Regions from separate parts of the Homo sapiens genome. Here region 1 is linked to region 2. Evidence: read pairs that join two places in POLR2A ChIA-PET (ENCODE). Cell type or tissue: K562. All regions are shown on one strand. Links, peaks and the distances in the headings refer to the core of each region. The heading gives the core; the rest is flanking DNA. Region 1 overlaps BRWD1 (bromodomain and WD repeat domain containing 1). Region 2 overlaps GET1-SH3BGR (GET1-SH3BGR readthrough).

The links. Peaks named below come from ENCODE experiments on the same cell type or tissue, not always from the same donor. Only the 100,000 strongest peaks of a DNase experiment are listed, where the experiment ranks them.
Region 1: POLR2A ChIA-PET joins it to region 2 with 5 read pairs; 5 of 35 experiments call an interaction of 5 or more read pairs at or near these places.

What each region holds. Positions count from the first base shown.
Region 1 is chr21:39,307,288-39,310,200 of GRCh38, reverse strand. All of the region lies in intron 4 of BRWD1 (bromodomain and WD repeat domain containing 1), which reads left to right. Among named protein-coding and RNA genes, the nearest start is that of BRWD1, 4.9 kb to the left of the region's middle. In K562, for the core only: no CTCF peak of the experiment used is centred there; no DNase peak of the experiment used is centred there.
Region 2 is chr21:39,428,982-39,431,894 of GRCh38, reverse strand. The region is part of intron 8 of GET1-SH3BGR (GET1-SH3BGR readthrough); the gene reads right to left. It overlaps LCA5L (lebercilin LCA5 like), which reads left to right. Exons shown (of 11, transcript NM_152505.4): 4 at 2,684-2,764. Among named protein-coding and RNA genes, the nearest start is that of LCA5L, 15 kb to the left of the region's middle. RefSeq lists an enhancer at 1,118-1,412. In K562, for the core only: no CTCF peak of the experiment used is centred there; DNase peaks (open chromatin) are centred at 684 and 1,254.

The DNA of each region.
Region 1 (2,913 bases), core at 241-2,740, 120 kb after region 2:
TATATTTACTTTGGTTTCTGTTTGAGGTATACATATGTTTTAAGAAACTATCAATGGACATCTTCAAACAAAAATAATAGAATAAATGACCCACCCACTAGGTGCCCATTTTCCAACTTCAGTGATTATCAGAGAATGTTGCATATTGTCTGCTCCCTTGTTTTTAAGCAAATTCCAGAAAGCCATTCATTTCACTGGTTAATGTGTTGGAATGTTTTAAGGCAGATTCCAGACACTACATTTCATCTCTAAGTTTGTCAGAGTTCATCTCTAAAAAATAAGGACTGCTTATTATATCATCAAGTGCCAATATCACAGAGTCCATATCCAGATTTTCTTTTTGTTCCCTGGGTGTCTTTTTTTTTTTTTTTTTTTTGAGACGGAGTCTCGCTCTGTCGCCCAGGCTGGAGTGCAGCGGTGCGATCTCGGCTCACTGCAAGCTCCGCCTCCCGGATTCACGCCATTCTCCAGCCTCAGCCTCCCGAGTAGCTGGGACTACAGGCGTCCGCCACCACGCCCGGCTAATTTTTCTGTATTTTTAGTAGAGGCGGGGTTTCACTGTGTTAGCCAGGATGGTCTCGATCTCCTGACCTCATGATCCGCCTGCCTCTGCCTCCCAAAGTGCTGGGATTACAGGCGTGAGCCACCGCGCCCGGCCTCCCTGGGTGTCTTTTTACAATTAGTTTGATTTGGTCTTGAGAAAGGTCCATACATGCATTGACTGATTGATTCTCTCCCCGCCCCACCCTGGGTCTCACTCTATTACCCAGGCTGGGGTGCAGTGGTGTGATCACAGCTCACTGAAGCCTCCATTTCCCAGGCTCAAGCAATCTTCCCACCTCAGCCCTCCACCTCCTGAGTAGCTGGGACCACAGGCATGTGCCACCACACCTGGCTAAGTTTTTTTTTTTTCCCCTAGAGAAAAAGACTCGCTATGTTGTCCAGGCTGGTCTCAAATGCTCCTCCCAAAGTTGGAATTACAGGTGTGAGCCACCACACCTTCCCTGATTTTTGTTTTGTTTTTTTTTGAGATGGAGTCTCACTCTGTCGCCAGGCTGGAGTGCAGTGGTGTGATCTCGGCTCACTGCAACCTCTGCCTCCCGGGTTCAAGCGATTTGCCTGCTTCAGCCTCCCAAGTAGCTGGGACTACAGGCGCACACCACTATGCCCAGCTAATTTTCGTAGTTTTAGTAGAGACGGCTGTTCACCATGTGGGCCAGGATGGTCTCCATCTCTTGACCTTGTGACCTGCCCGCCTCGGCCTCCCAAAGTGCTGGGATTATAGGTGTGACTCACCGCATCCTGCCCCTTCCCTGATTATCTTAAATCTCTTTTTATCTTGAATAGTCTTGTTTCTATGCCATTGATTTACTGGAGACCAAATCATTTATCCTGTAGAATGTTTTACATTCTGTATTTGTCTTATTGTTCCTTATGATGGTAACTTGTTCCTTTTTCTTAGTGGTTTTCATCTTCAGATGAGAATCATCTGGGGAGCTTTATAAAATCTGGTTGCCCAGAGTATGCCCCAAACCAGTTAAATCAGAATCTTTGTGGTGGGACTGGACATCAGTATTTTAAAAAGCTTTTTAGATGATTCTAGTATTAGTGTTTGTAAAGCCACAATTTATCTTAAACTTGTGACCATGCTGTTATTCCAACCTGTATTTGGGGGCAAGAGTATTTTTGGTACTTTTGCTTTTTTTTTTTTTTTTTTTTGAGACAAGGTGTCATTCTGTTGCCCAGGCTGGAGTGCAGTGGTATAATCTTGGCTGACTGCAACCTCTGCCTCACAGGTTCATGCAGTTCTCCTGCCTCAGCCTCCTGAGTAGCTGGGATTACAGACATGTACCACTATGCCTGGCTACTTTTTGTGTTTTTAGTAGAGACGGGGTTTCACCATGTTGGCCCGGCTAGTCTCGAACTCCTGACCTTCAGTGATCCACCTGCATTGGCCTCCCAAAGTGCTGGGATTACAGGCATGAGTCACCTTGCCAGGCCTACTTTTGCTTCTTATAAGAATTGAAGCCAAGTGTGGTGGCTAAGGCTACACAGAGACTTGAGAGTCTGAGGTGGGAGGATCACTTGGTGCCAGGGGTTTGAGAGCAGCCTGGGCAACATAAGCAACACCTCATCTGTAGAAAAAAAGTTTACAAAACCTTGGTTTACAGGTGTGAGCCTCCGTGTCCAGCTCCCAAGTTTCTAGTCTCTACCTGCACTGCTATATTGCTAGACTGTAGCTCATCAATCACACTACCATGATCATTAAGTGTCCCCAAGTTACAAATGAAATACCTATAGAATGATAGATCTCTATAGTCAAGGACAATACAGAATCTATAGAGGAAAGAAATTAGCTACCCTCAGGATGGAAGGGTCTTTTAGAGTTCCACTGTGAAAATTAAATGATAATGGGATTAGTTTCAAGACTTGTGGGAAATACAAAATTGTAAAAGAGGTTTTTGTTTTAAAGGGGTTTTACTATTAAAAAAGGCTCAGCCTAAGACTTAAAGTATCTGGCAGTGCACCCAAGTTCCAAGTCATAGCCTATAATCTTCTATCATAACCTGATTCCTTAATCCTGTAGAGTACTTAAAATGGTAATACCAGTCTCCTCCCAGTTTGGGTAATTAAGTCATAACCCAGGAAGGTTAACAAGCGAAGATGAAGAAAAAGGAAAGTACAAATGTATTCACACAAGTATATATACATATAATATGTGCAATATATACATACAAACATATATACATAAAATATATACATATAATACATTGATATTCATACAAGTACATATTCTGATGTAGTAACAAGTTTTGTAATTACTGAGTTACATTTATTTGTTTGATAGAGTAAAAAAAATTACAAAATAAATTTGAAATCTATTTACAAGTTTAGTCTTAGAAAATTCATGGT
Region 2 (2,913 bases), core at 217-2,716:
TGATCACTGCCTTATACTATGTGTTTTAGAAATTTGACAAAAGCAAGTTGACAGTACATCCACTAGAAAATTTATGGCAGGCCAGGCGCGCTGGCTTACACCTGTAATCCCAGCACTTTGGGAGCCCGAGGCGGGCAGATCACAAGGTCAAGAGATCGAGACCATCCTGGCCAACATGGTGAAACCCCATCTCTACTAAAAATACAAAAATTAGCTGGGCTTGGTGGCACGTACCTGTAGTCCCAGCTACTTGGGAGGCTGAGGCAGGAGAATCGCTTGAACCCGGGAGGCAGAGGTTGCAGTGAGCCGAGATCATGCCACTGCACTCCAGCCTGGCGACAGAGCAAGACTCCATCTCAAAAATAAAATAAATAAAATTGGTAGCAGTCATTTTCTACTCATCCATTCCACCAACAAAAAAAAAATTGTCTTTATGGTAAGACCACCCTTTGCCCATCCTGAGGAAACTAGATCCCTAACGTTAGGCTAGGCAAATTATTGAGCAGGAAAGATTGTGGATAATTTTGCTAGTAAGGGATCTTCTCACTGAAACATTGACAGATTTTTGATTTTTCAAGCATTTTTAAGAAGCTACAATTACTTCTAGCTATAAGGATCCTGCAAAATACAGACATCCACTGGAGCCAGTAGGTAATGGGACAACTCAGCATCCACAGAGGCTTATGACTTGCACATCCACGTGGAGAGGGCGGTAACACCTTCCAATCCACCACCTTTCTCACAGCTAAGTCTAGAAAGCCTCATTAGGGGACATTTTAATCTGGTAGAATTGTTTTAAGAGTGAAGTTATTTATAGTCTTGTTTATTCTTATGTGGCTCTACAGGATTTCCATTGGAATTTTTTTTCTTTTTTGGCTGTTACATCAATTTTTATTAAACTAAGAGACTAAGATGGCTAGGCTTCTACTTTATCAAACATGGGACAATTGAAGTTCACTTTAGTCTTCTGTGAGAGGCTTGCATTTTTTAAAGAAAAAAGGACAAAGTCAGGAGAGGGACAATTGCAAACGTCGTTTTTCAGGAATTCTCATTGGTCTACAGAAATAACAGTGACTGGCGATTAGATTGTTGTTTGAACCACAGGGTATGAGCTGTGGTGTCCAGCATATGGCATTGTTAGGTTAATTTATAGCTATTGGTGGTGTCAGTCAGAGCCCACGGAGCAAGCAGCTTAGAAATGATTACTTAGCTCAGCTGGGGGGATGGGGGGACGTGACTGCTGTCTCATTCCAGTGCCTCTTTGGGCCTGGTCATTTAAAGGGGGTTGCATTCCTCAGATAAGCTTCTTTTCTTTCTCAACCCTATGGGATTGGTGGTGTCACTCACATTTTACAGATGGACAAGAGCACTTAAGTGACAGGCAGACCCAAGTTCAAACCCAAGCCGGTCTGCCTTCAAATTGTCCATCACCTTCTACTCCATCCCACTCCCTCCCACTACTGTAGCTGGACAATTTGTGAATGTAACATGAAAAACACTCTTGAATTAAGCCTTTATCCAAAATTGCCTGCATAAGAAGACTTGTTGAAGGAGTGTTCTAAAGTGAGGAAGAAGGAGGGGCTTTAGCAGAAGTCAGCCGAACTCTAGCTTGAGTCAGAAACAACTGGCCAAAAAAACAAATTCTTCTTGCGGATTAGCAACCATTGTTTGAGCCATTTGGATTTACCAAGATAGGTGAGGAGGAAATTAGGGACTGAGGTCATGAGCAAGAGGGCAGGGAGGAACAGCTCCTGGGGACAAGGACAGGCAAGGCTATGAGGGCTACACGGGAGCATTTGTAGTCTTTCAGGGTCCCTTACACCAACATCTGGGATTCTTCTTTTTGTTTTTGTTTGTTTGTTTGTTTGTTTGTTTGTTTTTGAGACAGAGTTGGCCCTGTCACCCAGGCTGGAATGCAGTGCCGCGATCACAGCTCACTGCAACCTCTGCCTCCTGGACTCAAGCAATCCCACTTCAGCCTCCCAAGTCGCTGGGACTACAAGTGTGCACCACCACACCCCACTAATTTTTGTATTTGTTTTGTAGAGACGGTTTCGCCATGTTGCCCAGGCTGGTCCTAAACTTCTGAGCTCAAGCTATCCACCCACCTCAGCCTCCCAAAGTGCTGGTATTTCAGATGTGAGCCACAATGCCCAGCCTGGATTCTTCTTAATCTAGATGCAAAGGTTCACAAATAAGGATCTGCTTCTGCCCACCGCTACACAGCAGAATGTGTCTGGAAAGAGAAATTCTTTGCCTTAGGATTGTGTAATGCTCCCACCAATGTGGTGTTGCAGTCATGGTGCTTAATGAAAAAAGCACTGCCCCTGGAGCTAAGAAACAGGGACAGTCTCTGAACTTTAAACCTGTCTGAACCTATTCCCTCTAGGTGGCTGAGATGAGGTGATGTGAAATAAGTTTGTACAAAGTAAGAGCACTAGTTAGATATTAAGTGTAATGCTAATATTAATTATTACTAAGATCATTTGATTTCTTGTAGTGAGGAGATTGTGGACTGCCTAATATATTTCATCAGAAGAGAAGGCTGGAGAATTAAGCAGATGCAGCAAAAAGCAGAAACTGACTTCAAAAAAAACCCTCTCAGTAGAGAAAGTGATATTAGATTCCTATTGCAAAGGATCTAATGCCAGTTAAATTCTCTTTTGCTTTCTTGATAAAACAGGAGAATTGAGAATTAAATGAAAAGGTAAATCCTTTTAAAGACCTCAGAAGATGGATCTGTTTGTTTCAATCTGCTTTTGAGGTAAGCTGCTATAAAAGAGATACTTGTGGTGGTATTGTCCTTAGTGCAGTAGCATAATAAAGAAATGCAGAACCATCTGCTTTGTAACTAATGTTAATTTTATTAAGGGTATAAATTTGGGGTCTTTCTTGTATTTCACTTTCTATTCC